Regions from separate parts of the Homo sapiens genome. Here region 1 is linked to region 2. A link is a loop called in an ENCODE intact Hi-C map of the cell type or tissue named here. Cell type or tissue: A673. All regions are shown on one strand.

What was found. A loop is a pair of places that touch in the nucleus more often than their neighbours do. Peaks named below come from ENCODE experiments on the same cell type or tissue, not always from the same donor. Only the 100,000 strongest peaks of a DNase experiment are listed, where the experiment ranks them.
Region 1: it touches region 2 in a loop (4-fold over the local background); 2 of 110 quality-filtered maps call a loop at or near these places.

The regions. Positions count from the first base shown.
Region 1 is chr11:123,030,396-123,038,395 of GRCh38, reverse strand. It overlaps the pseudogene RPL34P23. Among named protein-coding and RNA genes, the nearest start is that of SNORD14E, 24 kb to the left of the region's middle. In A673, a CTCF peak has its summit at 4,395; a DNase peak (open chromatin) is centred at 4,385.
Region 2 is chr11:123,474,501-123,482,500 of GRCh38, reverse strand. It overlaps GRAMD1B (GRAM domain containing 1B), which reads right to left. Exons shown (of 20, transcript NM_001387025.1): 2 at 1,608-1,685. Among named protein-coding and RNA genes, the nearest start is that of GRAMD1B, 48 kb to the right of the region's middle. RefSeq lists a silencer at 594-683 and enhancers at 1,921-2,040, 2,081-2,130, 3,786-4,080. In A673, CTCF peaks have their summits at 3,949 (motif pointing right) and 6,759 (motif pointing right); DNase peaks (open chromatin) are centred at 3,960 and 6,810; H3K27ac peaks cover 1,180 bases.

The sequences.
Region 1 (8,000 bases), 440 kb after region 2:
TGAGGCAGGAGAATCTCTTGAACCTGGGAGGCGGAGGTTGCAGTGAGCTGAGATCGCACCACTGCACTCCAGCCTGGTGACAAAGCGAAACTCCATCTCGAAAAAAAGAATAAATAAATAAATAAATAAATAAATAAATAACCCTCAGCATATAAGAGGTGAGGACTGGCTGGGCGCAGTGGCTCACACCTGTAATCCCAGCACTTTGGGAGGCCAAGGCGGGTGAATCACCCAAGGTCAGGAGTTTGAGACCAGCTTGGCCAACATAGTGAAACCCCTTCTCTAATAAAAATACAAAAATTAGCCAGGCATGGTGGTAGGTGCCTGTAATCTTAGCTTTTTGGGAGGCTGAGGCAGGAGAATCGCTTGAACCCAGGATTCAAGTGGAGGTTGCAGTGCAGATCACGCCACTGCACTCCAGCCTGGGCAACAGAGAGAGACCTGGTCTCAAAAAAAAAAAAAAAAAAGGTTCATCATGCCTGTCATCACAGTCATCACAGCCTAGCTAGCACACAACTGAAACCTTGCTATTTAAATTATTTTATACATTTTCTTTTCCTTTATTTAGGACTCTTGTTCCCTTTGTGATCTTGGCTAACTACCAGCTTCCCCGAACCTCCAAAGCTTCAGCATTTTTCAGCTGTGTTAAAGAGAAACAAGGAAGGAGAAGCATCCTACCTGAGCTTGTTTTTTCTTTAATTAGTATTAATTTTGACAAGTTATAATCTTATGTAATTAAGGGATACACAGTGATGTTATGATCTACGTATACAGTGTGGAATGATTGAATCAAGATAATTAACATACCCATTACCTTAAATATTTATTTATCCCTCCTGTTTAACTGCTACTTGGTACCCTTTGATCAATATCTCCACATTCCTCTCACCTCCCAACCACCGTTCTACTCTCTGGTTTGAGTTTGATTGTTTTAGATCCCACAGATAAATGAAAATATGAGGATTTTGTCCTTCTGCGCTGATTTAACTTAGCTTATTTTTATTTATTTATTTATTCTGAGACAGAGTCTCAGTCTGTCACCCAGACTGGAGTGCAGTGGCCTGATCTCGGCTCACTGCAACCTCCGCCTTCTGGGTTCAAGCAATTCTCCTGCCTCAGCCTTCTGGGTAGCTGGGAGTACAGGCGCCCGCCACCACGCCCAGCTAATTTTTTGTATTTTAGTAGAGACAGTGTCGCTCAGGCTGGTCTCGAACTCCTGAGCTCAGGCAATCCGCCCACCTCAGCCTCCCAAAGTGCTAGGATTATAGGCGTGAGCCACCATGCCCGGCCTCACTTAGCTTATTGTCCTCCAGGTTCATTCATGTTGTCGCAAGTGACAGAATGTTCTTCTTTTTAATGACTGTTTAGTACTCCATTGCTTATATGTACCACAGTTTCTGTATTCATTCATCCCTTGATGAAGCCTTAGGTTGATTTCACATCTTGGCTATTGTGAATAATGCTGTAATGAACATGGAGTGCAGATGGCTCTTTGACATAGTGATTTTTTAAAAAAATTATGACTCCAAATGTCTTCTTTTTTTGTTTTGTTTTGTTTTGTTTTGTTTTGTTTTTTGAGACAGAGTTTCACTCTTGTTGCCCAGGCTGGAGTGCAATGGTGTGATCTTGGCTGACTGCAACCCCCGCCTCCCAGGTTCAATCGATTCTCCTGCCTCAGCCTCCCGAGTAGCTGGGATTACAGGTGCTCACCACCATGCCCAGCTAATTTTTTGTATTTTTAGTAGAGATGGGGTTGGCCCATGTTGGCCAGGCTGGTCTCAAACTCCTGACCTCAGGTGATCCACCCGCCTTGGCCTCCCAAAGTGCTGGGATTGGAGATGTGAGCCACCACGCCTGGCATTTTTTTTTTTTTTTTTTTGAGACAGAGTCTCACTCTGTCACCCAGGCTGGAGTGCAGTGGCATGAACTCACTGCAAACTCTACCTCCTGGGTTCAAGTGATTCTCCTGCCTCAGCCTTCCAAGTAGCTGGGATTACAGGTGCGCACCACCATGCCAGGCTAATTTTTGTATTTTTGGTAGAGACGGGGTTTCATCATGTTGGCCAGGCTGGTCTCGATCTCCTGACCTCAGGTGATCCACCCGGCTTGGCCTCCCAAAGTGCTGAGATTGCAGGCATGAGCCACCACACCCGGCTGTAAGCTTCATTTTTTTATTTAGCTTTCTGACTGTGCTTGTGCCTTCAACACTTTCGCAATGGTTTTCTGCCGCTCGATAAGGAAATCACTCTTGATCCTGTCATGAACACACCTAGAACACACACAACCACCGGAGGCCCTGCTGACATGTTTTTTGTTTGGGGGCAATCTCATAGGAACTTTAGGTCTCACAGCACAAACTTCAAAATGAAGTCTTCCTGGACACATGCCCACATGCGGATTTTGGTGCTTTCCCAACCTTCCTGGTATAAAGGTAAACAATTCTATTACCAGGTATTCGGGACAGCCTAGTTTTGTTAGAGACTGAATTGTAGGAAAGCCTACGGCAGTATGTCAAATGCTGGACCATTCCGAGTGCCTCTAGACCACGTCCCCGGAAGAGCAAACATACTGATTTCAAGTCCTTAGGGTATATACCCAGATGTGGGATTTCTGGATCATATGGCAATTTTATTTTTAGGTTTTTTTTGAGGAAACTTCATACAATTTTCCATAATGGCTGTACTAGTTTACATTCCCACCAAGAGTGGAGAGGGGTTCCCATTAAAAAATGGGCAAAGGAGCTTGAATAGACATTTCTCAAAAGAAAACAGGACAGGTGCAGTGGCTCACGCCTGTAATCCCAGCACTTTGGTAGGGCGAGGCAGGTGGATCACCTGAGGTCAGCAGTTTGAGACCAGCCTGGCCAACATAGTGAAACCCCGTCTCTACTAAAAATCCAAAAAATTAGCTGGACATGGTGGCGCACACCTGTAATCCCAGCTACTTGGGAGGCTGAGGCAGGAGAATCACTTGAACCCAGGAGGCAGAGGTTGCAGTGAGCCGGGATGGCGCCACTGCACTCCAGCCTGGGTGACAGAGCGAGACTCCATTTCAAACAAACAAATACAAACACCAACTAATAGATGAGAAAATATTCAACATCACTAATCATTAGGAGAATAAAAATTAAAACCACAATGAGTTCTTACCTCAAACATGTCAGAATGGCAGTATCAAAAAGATGAAAGATAATATACACGTTGACAAGGATGTGGAGAAATGGGCTAGGGTTTTGAAGATTGAGATCAGAAATAGCAGACTCCTTGGGATGCAGTGTGGAGGTAACAGGAGGTATCAGCTTGGGTGACCCTCAGGACCTCTGTCTGTGCTAAGTGACTCAGCCCCTCACTTTTCTGCCATAGCTGGTTGGTTCAGAAGTAGACTCTTAACCTAAAGTTGGCAATCTTGCAGCCAAGAGGCCAGGGCACCAGACTTAGGAGCAGTTATGTTAATGACAAATTCAGAGAGACTTTGCACAATTCCTGATGCTGAAAGCCCCGGAGGTGGTTATCTACTGCTGTGTGACAAACTACCCCAAAATGTGGTGGCTTGAAACCACAACTTATTGCTTGTGATTCTGTGAGTTGGTTGGGCAGTTCTTCCTCTGGCCTGTTGTGGGCAAACTCATGTAGATACATTCATGCGGTGTTGACTGTAAGCTGAGCTTAGCCGGGAGCCTGGCGTAGCTTTCTTTCCACGTGGTCTTGCATCCTACTGGAGTCTAGACCAGACTTTTTCACACGGCAAAGGCAGTGTTCCAGGAAGGAGAAGATATGGCCTTTCTGGGATGCTGTGGCCCATGTCTTCTCCAGCATATTCTATCATTGAAAACATTTCATAAGGCTGGTCCAGATTCAAGGGGTCTACTTTTTGATGGAAGGAGCTGCCAATCATTGTTACCAGTGACAATCATTGTTTATAGATGGACTGTGGCTGATTAAAAGCAGATAAAAATTATTTGTGGCCTTTCCTATTAAAAGGTGAAGTACGAACACTTGAATCTGGGATGTCCTGATGGTGTTCTTTGGCCAGCAAAGCGTGGTGAGAGCGACGCTGTACGGCTGCCAGGATGGGCCTTGCAGTTCCACTCCTACTCTCTTGGACCATTGTCCACGGTGTGATGGGGAAAAGCCCAGTTTAACCTCCTGGAGGATGAAAGACCACGTGGAGAGAATGGCCCCATCTTCACAGCTTTCCCAGCTGAGTCCTGCCCCAGTCTCTCCACCAGCTGGATGTTGTCACCTGAGTGAGTTTAGAAGAAACCAACGGAAGAACTTCTAGCCAGTCCCTCCACACAATTCTGAGAAACAGGACACTGCTGCTGTATTAATCAGCTGTGTTTTGTGATGCTGGAATAGCTGATTAAAACAGCTCGCAGGGCCCTCCCGCGGCGGGTGATGGTTTGGCACTTCCTTTGATTCTCTGGCTACGCTCCTAACAGGTTGTTTTTCCTAACGAGTCATTTTTTTCCCCTCAAGTCAACGAGTACCTATTTCTGTTGCTTGTAGCTAAGACCATCTAAGAGAGCCCCAAGCCAAAGGAAGAAACTCAGGGTGTTCTGGACCCCTTGGTCCGGCACCCTCCCCATGTGGAGAGTCTCTTTCCAAAAAACAAAAACAAAAACAAAAAGTTAAGTTTTACCACATCATCTCTTTTTATTTGCCAAGATCTTTACTTAACATTTTAAAATTTATCCTTTATGTCTTTTTTCTTACATTGAAAATCTTGGTTCCTGACATTGTTACTACTTACTGCATTAGTCTACAATATGTAAAATAGTTTTGTTTTTCTTTTTTTGAGACAGAGTCTTGCTCTGTCACCAGACTGGAGTGCAGTGGTGCGATCTTGGCTCACTGCAACCTCCGTCTCCTGGGTTCAAGTGATTCCCCTGCCTCAGGTTCCCAAGTAGCTGGGATTACAGGCTTGCACCACCACTCCTGGCTAATTTTTTGTATTTTAGTAGAGTTGGGGCTTCACCATGTTGACCAGGATGGTCTCGATCTCCTGAGCTCGTGATCCACCCACCTCGGCCTCCCAAAGTGCTGGGATTACAGGCAGAAGCCAGCTCGCCTGGCCATAAAATAGTTTTAAAGTAATAAAACAAATATTATGACTACAATTAAGCTACCAAATAAAGTCTAAATTTTTTTTTTTTTTTTTTGAGACAGAGTTTCGCTCTTTTTGCCCAGGCTGGAGTGCAGTGGTGCAATCTCAGCTCACCACAACCTCCACCTCCTGGGTTCAAGCGATTCCCCTGCCTCAGCCTCCTGAGTAGCTGGGATTACAGGTATGTATAACCATGCCCGGCTAATTTTGTATTTTTAGTAGAGACGGAGTTTCTCCATGTTGGTCAGGCTGGTCTCCAACTCCTAACCTCAGGTGATCTGCCTGCCTCGGCCTCCCAAAATGCTGAGATTACAGCCGTGAGCCATAGCACCTGGCCTAAAATTTTTTTTTTAAGAGTCAGGGTCTCATTCTGTTGGCCATGCTGGAGTGCAGTCGTGCAATCACAGCTTACTGCAGCCTCAAACTGTTGGGCTCAAATGATTCTCCCACCTCAGCCACCCTGACTGGCTAATTTATTACTATTATTATTATTATTATTATTATTATTATTTTGTAGAGACTGTGGTCTTGGCTGTTGCCCAGGCTAGTCTTGAACTCCTGGCCTCAGGCAAGTGATCCTCTTGCCTCATTATGAGAAAGGGCTGGGATTACAGGTACAAGTCACCACACCTCGCCTCATTTGTGTTTAGAATATATTCCTCTATTGCTGTGCGCGGTGGCTCACGCCTGTAATCCCAGCGCTTTGGGAGGCCGAGCCCAGCGCTTTGGGAGGCCGAGGCGGGCGGATCACAAGGTCAGGAGATCGAGACCATCCTGGCTAACACGGTGAAACCCTGTCTCTACTAAAAATACAAAAATTAGCCGGGTGCGGTGGCGGGCGCCTGTAGTCCCAGCTACACGGGAGGCTGAGACAGGAGAATGGCGTGAACCCGGGAGGCGGAGCTTGCAGTGAGCCGAGATGGCGCCACTGCACTCCAGCCTGGGCGACAGAGCGAGACTCTGTCTCAAAAAAAAAAAAAAAGCAAAAAGAATATATTCCTCTATTACTGTGATCTAAAGTCACTTGAAATAACTATTTTCCCTGGGGGTTTACATATCCAACTAATTCATAGTAAATTTTTTTTTCATTTTTAATGTTTAGGGATTACTTTTTAAATGTAATACAATTTTCGAACATAGAAAACATTTCTATGTTTCCAAAATCAAATTTATATAAAGTATGTTTAAAGAAATCTTGTGGCCAGTCACGGTGGCTCACACCTATAATCCCAGCACTTTGGGAGGCCAAAGTGGGCAGATCACTTGAGGTCAGGAGTTCGATACCAGCCTGGCCAACATGGTGAAACCCTGTCTCTACTAAAATACAAAATTTAGCTGGATGTGGTGGCACATGCCTGTAATCTCAGCTACTCGGGAGGTTGAGGCAGGAGAATCACGTGAGCCTGGGAGGCGGAGGTTGCAGTGAGCCAAGATTGCGTGGTACTCCAGCCTGGGTGACAGAGTGAGACTCTGTCTCAAAAAAAAAAAAAAAAAAGAAATCTTGCTTTTATGTTCCTGCTGATCCTCCTCAACTTTTATTAGTTTTTAAAAATTTTTCCAACGTTTCTTTTTGCAAATATAAGCAAACACATATGTATATTTACACTTGTTTTCTCTTTTTTACACAAAAGGTATGATTCTGTCTCTCTCTATATATATTCCACATCTTTTTTTCACTTAATATATCCCAGATACCACTCTCCATCAGCATACACAGCTCTATCTCATTACCTTTTACAGCTTCAGAGTATTCCATTGCATCCATGTAACCATATTTTATTCAACTAGTTGTTGATAGACATTTGAATTATTTCCATACATTTGCAATTATAAATAATGGCACAGAGATTTACCGAGCGTATAAGTCATTTTGAATTTTTGCTCCTGTATCTTGGGATAGATTCCTAGATTTCTGGCTCAATGGGTAAATGCATATATAATTTTTTCAGATATTTACAAATTCCACTCTAATAAGGTGATCCTGTTTTGAGTCTTCAACAATGAATGAGTGCCCGTTTCCCCGTCACTTCATCAATAGAATATACTCTCAAATCATGGGATTTTTGCCAGTGACAGATGAAAAGTAGCATCTCAGTATGGTTTTATTTTGCATTGCTCTTATTATGAGTGAAACAGTATATCTTCTCATGTGTTGGATGCCATTTTAATTTTTTTCTGCTGTAAACTGCCTATTCAAATCTTTGGATGTACCTTTAAGTATATTGACACACAACATTTAATCTCAAAACTAGCCAATGAGGGTTAGCATCATTATTCCCCTGTATAAAGATGAGGGAATGGCAGATTAGAAAGTTTAAGCAATTTACCCAAGGTTACACAACTAATATGTGACTGAAGTCAAGCTGCCCAACTGTTAGGCCCTGTGGATTCTCCATAGATCTATTTCCAGGAGTAAAACTTGGAGCTCCTGTGTTTTGCTTTTAATAAAGGGTCAGTGTGTGGATTCCCATCTCTGAGACAGGACTGCTTCAGGAGGTCTGTCATGATTGGGCCTGAGGGTGGTTAGCTGTACTTGTAATGAGGCGGATGGTAACTCATGTGTCACCTAGGAGCACCCAGCAGACTAGGGCATTTTTGAATCTCAATGCAGAGGACAATGGGGAGAGACCTGCAACCTATTTAATTCTGTTAGAGAATCAGTGAGGTGCTTGATGAAGCCATTAACTGGGGTTCGTGTCTCCATTCTACTTATACGACTCCAGGAGGGCAAATGCTGATGGAAATTTATTGATTTCTTTTTCTGCCTTTACCGAATGGGTCAAAAACATGGTATAACGCTGCTGGTTCCAATTAAAATCACCTGTTAGCTTACAAAGGTTGGCCCTCTTCACCCTCCCCTTCCTCCCCCCATTTAAAAAGGGTTTAAAAGATTT
Region 2 (8,000 bases):
ATCAAATTAGGCTCCCTGCGGCAATTCTACACTTGCGAAATAAATCTTTTCTAACATAAATATACAAGATCACATTTCATAGACATTTCAAGACTTCACAGTGAGCCAGGCATGGTGGCTCACGCTTGTAATCCCAGCACTTTGAGGGCTGAAGCAGGTGAATCACTTGAGGCCAGGAGTTCAAGACCAGCCTGACCAACATGGGGAAGCCCCGTCTCTACTAAAAATATAAAAATTAGCGGGGCATGGTAGCACTTGCCTGTAATCCCAATTACTCCGGAGGCTGAGGTGGGAGAATCTCTTGAACCCAGGAGGTGGAGGTTGCAGTGAGCTGAGATTGCACCACTGCACTCCAGCCTATGTGACAGAGCGAGATTCTGTCTCAGAAAAAAAAAAAATTAAAAATTAAAAAATTAAAAAATCACATTTCCATTAAAAAGAAAATATCTCCTTGATTTCCACCCATTGTTCTACTCAAAATAATATTAAGTCTTGATTCTATCATCCTTGGTGTTCTCTACCCCCTCTCAGCAGAGGGTCCACCATAAGTTGATAAATGTGGTAAAAGTACCTTCTGCTTTTTCACCCAGCTTGTTGATAAAAACGATAAACAGAGCTAGACCAAAAGCAGAGCCCCTGCGGTAGGCCAGCTGAGACTTCCTTTTGGTTAACGTCAATACCATCAACTTTCTGTAGGCAAAGAAGTTTAACTTGCTACAGCAAATTTACCTCTGTCTACAATTCACAGGCACTGCATGAAGCAGGTGCTGGCTGGTCCTCACACTGAGTGCTTAGTTAGCTGTATCTCCAATCCTCAACCAACCATTGAAGAGCCTCCATATTTTCATTGCATCCTAGACATCCCACCTCATTTTTCATTAACGCTGCTGCCACCTGACACCATCCAACACCTGACATCCTGGGCTATGCAGCTTCCTCAGGCACAAAATGCCCTTCACCTCCTGACCCACATTGTACCCAACCTATAGGGCATGACTCAAGTCCTAACTCCACTGTAAAGTTTGTTGTTGTTGTTGTTGTTGTTTTTAGACGAAGTCTCCCTCTGTTGCCCAGGCTGGAGTGCAGTAGCGCGATCTTGGCTCACTGCAACCTCTGCCTCCCAGGTTCAAGCGATTCTCCTGCCTCAGCCTCGGAGTAGCTGGAATTAGAGGCACATGCCACCATGTCTGGCTAATTTTTGTAGTTTCAGTAGAGATGAGGCTTTACCGTGTTGACCAGGCTAGTCTCGAACTCCAGATCTCAAGTGATCCGCCCGCCTCGACCTCCCAAAGTAATGAGATTGCCGGTGTGAGCCACCAAGCCCTGCTCAGTATGAAGTCTTTTCAACCTATTTGGTTTGCCACACGTTGACTTCTTTTGCTGAACACAAAAAGCCTCTGGAACCAGCCCCTTTGTGTTGCTCCTTCTCCTTTATGGGGTGAAAGTTTTGTCTTTCTAATCAGTCAAGCACAGAGGTCTCAGGCGCTCCCATTCCTCTTCAGTTTTCCACATTTTTTTGCACAGAGCAGAGGCACAATCTTCCTCAAACATTCCACCCCACCCCCTCTATTCTTTGCCCCCATCTCGCCCTCGGAGTTGGACCTTACCTTTCTTCCCGCGCTCGAGGACTCAGGAACCTGCTAGAATCATCATCGTGGCTGCTCTGCTGACTGCTCTGTTGGCTGCTGAGGAAAGACATAGGATATCAACCGTTAACTTCAGCTTCTTTCTCAACCCTGGGGGAGGTCACTTAGACTTCAACTAGACAAAGACATGGGGTTACAAAATTTTAAAGATACAAGTTCCCCCAAGTAAGTCTAGCATAGAGAATGCACAGTTAGACCATATGAGAAATGACACAAGGCTGATAAAATCCCCAGCCATCACACCTGCAGACTGTCTGTTGCCAGCCAAAACAGAAGAGGCCCATCTCGCCCTGCTACCACACTCTTCCCTGGCTATATAAACCTCAAAGAGCAAATGCCTCCAGCATTCTCTCTACCCACTCCTCTTCCTCTCTCTGATGGGATTATAATCCCATTCTCCTCAGCCCACCGGAGACTCTCAAGCCACTGACATGGACTGGGTGGGGTGTTGTGGGGAGGGTGTGAGATGTGTGGGAGGAGGGAGATTCCGGTAAGACAGAAGACTAGATGGGGCCAGGGGTCACCTAGTCTGCTTCTCCAGTAAGGCAAAAGGCTGGATGGGGTCTGGGGTCACTTAGTCTGCTACTCTGCCTCCAGGGGAGGCTGAGGCGGATGAGAAATAGAAGAAGGAATAAAGGGTGGACTCTCCACACCTTAAGGCACTGTAAGTGAGATAATTACACAGCTTTAGTTCAGGCAGAGTTCTTTTGGGAGGTCATATCTTATAATAATACGGGAAAGAATGGCCTTTCCTCTTACTCCAGAGAAAGAAAAGCTTATCAGACACTTCATGACACTAACTGCTGGCATAGCTGATGAACAAATCATTTTTATTAATTATTATTAAATACTCCAGCCATCTGATCAGGAGTCCACAAACTAGAAACTCTAGGCTCAATCTAGAGCCACGTGTTTTTGCTCAGCCCCGTGAGCTAAGGGTGGTTTTTGTACTTTTTAGTGGTTGGAAGAAAAAAAATCCAAAAAAGAATATTTCATGACAGGTGAAAATGATGTGAAATTTAAATTTAGTGTCCACAAATGAAGTTTTACTGGAACACAGCTAAGCCTACATTTACATATTATCTTTGGCTATTTTCCTGCTACCATGTCAGAGCTGAGTGGTTAAGGCAGAGTTGAGTAACTAAGACAGAGTTGTGGGCACCATAGGCCCACAAAGCCCACAATGCTCACCATCTGGCCCTTTACAGAGAAAGTTGGCCAACCCCTGTTTTACATAGGTTCTATTAATAATAAATCCTTATTACCAGGAAGTTGGCCAACCCCTGCTTCACATAGGTTCTATTAATAATAAATCCCTATTACCATAAATGTCACTATAACCAAGGCTACCACATAACCAACATTTTCTCCTTGTTCTGGTGGATCGCCTGCTGCACTAAGATGCATTGGTCTCTATAGAGTATATTCCTTAGCCTAGATGCCCAGTAGAATGCACACTGGACAATCTTGCCGAGCAAGTGCTTGCTCCAGTGTCTGTACACTCTCAGCCAAAGCACATGAGTTCTGTGGTCACAGTTACCACATGCTCTTATGTTCCGTTCTTCCAGCAAGAAGTAAATGACCTGAAAGGCAATTAACATCCAATTTTCAAACACAGACACAAGAAACCATACACGTTACCACACACACCAGAAACCGGAACAGCGCCATACACAAAGCCTCCGGCTGCTCGGCAGAACTCACTGTGTACGGAATCCCTTTCTCCTTCCCTTCCATGCAGCACGTTTTTACAGCTCGTTCACTATGCAGTGGCTGCTCATCATTTTCACTTTGCCAGCTCGGATGGATTTGCCTATTACCAACTCCACATAACCAAATTTCACTATAATGTCGTTAACTCATGAGATGTCTTACTTGGAACTGGCCTGTTATATGAATCAAGCATCCCCTTATATACAACCTGGGACAAGTGTTACTCCACAGTAGGCAGCACACAGATGACTGTAACTCAAATTCCAAAGCCCACACAGCTCCAGAAGCAGGGTCTACACTGTGGGAGAACACACCATTTACAACAGTCAACAGGGCTCAACCAAGCCAACCACAATCAGCATTGCAGCCTCTTCAAAGCAGGGGTCAAACTTGACCCCGCTGAGCCAGGATGGGCTGGTTCTTCCTAGTCCCCCTATCCTCCCCCGGCAATCAAAATTTTAAACTAATAAAGGGGGCTCCCAGAACTCAAGGCCATCTACCAGGATTTCAGAAAAATAATTCTAAGCTGATATTTGCAAGTTTACCCACTAGATGGCACTGTAGACTTCCAAACCAGAACTACAAGGAAAACCAATAAGGAGCCTCAGGAACCGGAACCAGGAACTGCCTCCTTTCTGGCGCCCCTCTCTGGCCTGCCTTCCCATGGCTTAGAAAACAGTTCAGATGGCAGAGAAGGCAGCAATGGGTCATGTTCAAACTGTGTATTGGTTTCAAATAAATATCAAACTACATGCATCCAACAAGTATTCACATCACGCTATGTGTACACGAAGCATCATCAAGACAATGGTTAAGAGTCTACAGTATGGAACCAGGCGGGTTGGCTCATGCCTGTAATCCCAGCACTTTGGGAGGCTGAGACCGGAGGATCGCTCAAACCCAGGAGTTCCTGATCAGCCTGGGCAACCTGGTGAGACCCCATCTCTATAAAAAAAAAATTAGCCAGGCATGATGGTGTACACCTGGAGTCCCAGCTACTCGGAAGACTGTGGTGGGAGGAAGGAAGGACAAAGAAAGAAAAAGAGAAGAGGCTGGGTGTGGTGGTTCACGCCTGTAATCCCAGAACTTTGGGAGGCGAGGCGGGTGGATCACCTGAGATCAGGAGTTTGAGATGAGACTGGCCAACATGGTGAAACCTCATCTCTACTAAAAAAAATAAAAAATAACAAATAAAAAAAATTAGCCAGTCTTGGTGGCAAGCGCCTGTAATCCCAGCTACTTGGGAGACTGAGGTCAGGAGAATCACTTGAACCAGGGAGGCGGAGGTTGCAGTGAGCGAGATCGCGCCACTACACTCCAGCCTGGGCGACAGAGTGAGACTCCATCTGAAAAACAAAAAAAGAGAAGAAAAGGGAAGGAAAAGGGAAAGGGAAAAGGAAAGGGAAGGGAAGAGAAAGGGAAAGGAAAGGAAGGGAGAAGGAAGGGAAAGGAAGGGAGAAGGAGAAGGAAGGGAGAGAGAAGGGAAAGGGGAAGGGAGGGAAGGGAGGGGAGGGGAGAGAGAGGGAAAGGAAGGGAGACGGGAGGGAGGGGAAAGGGAGGCCACTAACAGATAAAACTGTCTTTTGGAAACCCTGAAAAAGAAACTCTAAACTAGGATTTGGAATGACTTTGCCTTGGCACCGATGACTGAAAGATGCCTTAACACTGCAAAGAAGGGAATTGTATAAGCAACTGTTTGCCATTCGCTCAAGACAGCTAGTCCAGTGACAATTCCATTTACCACTTACCGTTTCCATTTTCATTTCCATTTTCCATTTACCACTCTCAAGTACCCAGCACTGTGCTAGGGGAGGGGAGGGGAGGAGAGGGGAGGGAAGGGAGAATGAAAGGGAGGGGAGGGAGAGGGGAGGGGGAAGGGAAGGAAGGGGGAGAAGGGGAGAGGATGGGAGGGGGAGAGGAGGGGGAGGGGGGAGGGGAGGCAAGGGAGAGGGAAAGAAAGAGAAAAAGAAAGAAAGAAGGAGGAAAGAAAGAAAGAGAAAGAAATGTGAAGTATGAAAAAGAGCATCTGCCACATTTTAACTGCTATGTAAATGCCAGGTGCCATTATCCTATATGCAAGGCATCATTTTATGGGTTATAGGAAAAGAAAGACGTGAATCAAACAAGGATCCTGCTCTCAAAGTGCTTAGAATCAGGAAAGTAAGATTCAATATAAATAACTATATTTAAAAGCAGAAAAATGATAACTCTCAATACTATGTATTAAGTGCTATGGGAACACAGAATGCAGAAATGTCATGTCCTTCTGGGACCAGTAAGACAATTCTGTCTTAACAACAAGATTTTTGTGCTGCCACTTAAAACTGGATAGACTCAAGACATGCAGAAATGAGAAGAAAAGGCATTCTAGTTCAATTCCGTTTACCACTCTCATGTACCCAGCACTGTGCTAGGAGACAGTACTGTAAAGATGATCAGGACAAGGTCTCTCCAGCAAAGAGCTCCCAGTCTAAGACATACAAATATTCACCGTGGACTGTGATGCAACAACAGCAGAAAAATGAACAAGGTGTAGCTGGTGGACACCTCTGTTGGAAAGCTCCAGGGAACACATCAGAGAGGTGAACATCGAGCTGGAGGGACTCTAGATAAATCCATGGTGGCAACAGGCATAGGGTATATACAGGATCTTTCCTCCTCCAGTACCCTCGGCAGAGGCCTGGCCCTATTTCCTCCCATTATTTGAGCTTGTTTTTCAACAGTCTTAAAGAAGTTAAATGGGCCGGGTGCGGTGGCTCACGCCTGTAATCCCAGCACTTTAGGAAGCCGAGGCGGGTAGATCACCTGAAGTAAGGAGTTCGAGACCAGCCTGGCCAACATGGTGAAACCCTGTCTCTACTAAAAATACAAAAATTAGCCAGGTGTGATGGTGCACGCCTATAATCCCAGCTACTCGGGAAGTTGAGGCAGGAGAATCACTTGAACCTGGGAGGTGGAGGTTGCAGTGAGCCAAGATCGTGCCACTGCCCTCCAGCCTAGATAACAGAGACTCCGTCTCAAAAAAAAAAAAAAGAAGTTAAATGGATGAATTGCTGCCAACCACTCCTCCACTCAATCCCATGAAATAATATTGTTGAGCAGAATTTCCAGAGATTCAGACACTGCCTCACCCTCTCACACACACCCTTTCAATTCTTCTCTTATATGAGCCTTTTTCAATGATATAGGCCACCTGGACCCCAGGCAACTCACGCTGCTCCCTAAATAAACCTACCAGTCTTCGGAGACCATGAAAAGAGCAACCTCCAGGCCAAGGTGTTTATAAAGGAGTGCAGCATGCTACAAGGTCAAAAAGCACACCTCCCTCCACTCCAGATTAGTCAAGGCCTTAGTGGGAGAAGACATCCAGTCTGCGTCCACTCTGGGATTCAGGAGGTTGAAAAGAACTTGGAGAAAGTCCAGCAGAGGGCACTAACAGATGAAACTGTCTGTTGGAAACCCTGAAAAAGAAACTCTAAACTAGGATTTGGAATGTCCTTGCCTGGGCACCGGATGACTGAAAGATGGCTTAACACTGCAAGGAAGGGAATTTGTATAAGCAACTGCTTGCCATTCGCTCAAGACAGCTAGATATGGAACTAGGATGACTTTAATCCCTCCTGCTGTACATTCAAGCTTCAGATAAAATTCACTGTATAAATTAAATTTTGGAACACTAGACCATGTTCCTAAATAAGATGGGAAGCTCTTGGTAAAATTCTGGGATATTCCTGAGGGAAACCAGCTGAAGCAGAATCCTGGTTTTGTTTAAGACCAGCGTGCTAGTGCAGGAGCTTATCCTGGAAGGTCACATTAATACCAGCAGCACTGGAAGGACTGGGAAAAATCCACAGGAATCTGAGCCAAAGCACGCTCCACAAGGGAGAAATTCACTAGGCTTTGACCAGGAAGCTCTGCAATGCGGGCTGGGCAAATTCTCATGATTCCAGTGATCTCCCTTCCTCCCTCCCTGTACCCAGGACACGTGCAGAAAGTACAGACTAAACCCACGAACCACCAGGAAGCCGTCCTTCTGCCCTCTGAAAGGCACGGCTTTACTGCTAGAAAGACGGAATATGGCAACCTCTACTGAGTAGGTGCTTCCTAGGGAGAAACAGCTCTTTCTCTTCCAGGCAACCCTACAGGAGTCATAGCTTCCTATGCCCAGAAGGGGTTCTGAGAGATTCAGGTGGTCCCAAGCCGTCATGGGGGCATGTAGGCTGTAATGCAGTATTTCCAGAGCCTGATGGAAACTACATTTACCCACACCCAGGCTGCAGAGACTAATGTACTGCATCTCTTTACTTCTGGCTGCAACTGAGGCAATCTCTCCTGTTAGTATCAATTATCTCATGCTAATTAGAAGCTGCAAAAGGCTCTGAGTGGCAGTTATAGATGTCTTTGTGTCTTTGTTAATAAAAATGGGGAAATATATTATTTTAAGCAGTGATACAGTAGAAATAGCACCAAGGCAGACAAACCTGGGTTTGCCCCCTGCCTTTATTTGTTTTTTGTTTTTCTGGATTGAGGTCCTTGGGACATAGGCTTTGTTTCTTATTAGCCTTCTAACCTTGGCCAAGTCACTTATCCTCCCTTAGCCTATTTCCTGAAAAATGGAGACTTATTGCGATTACTCACAAC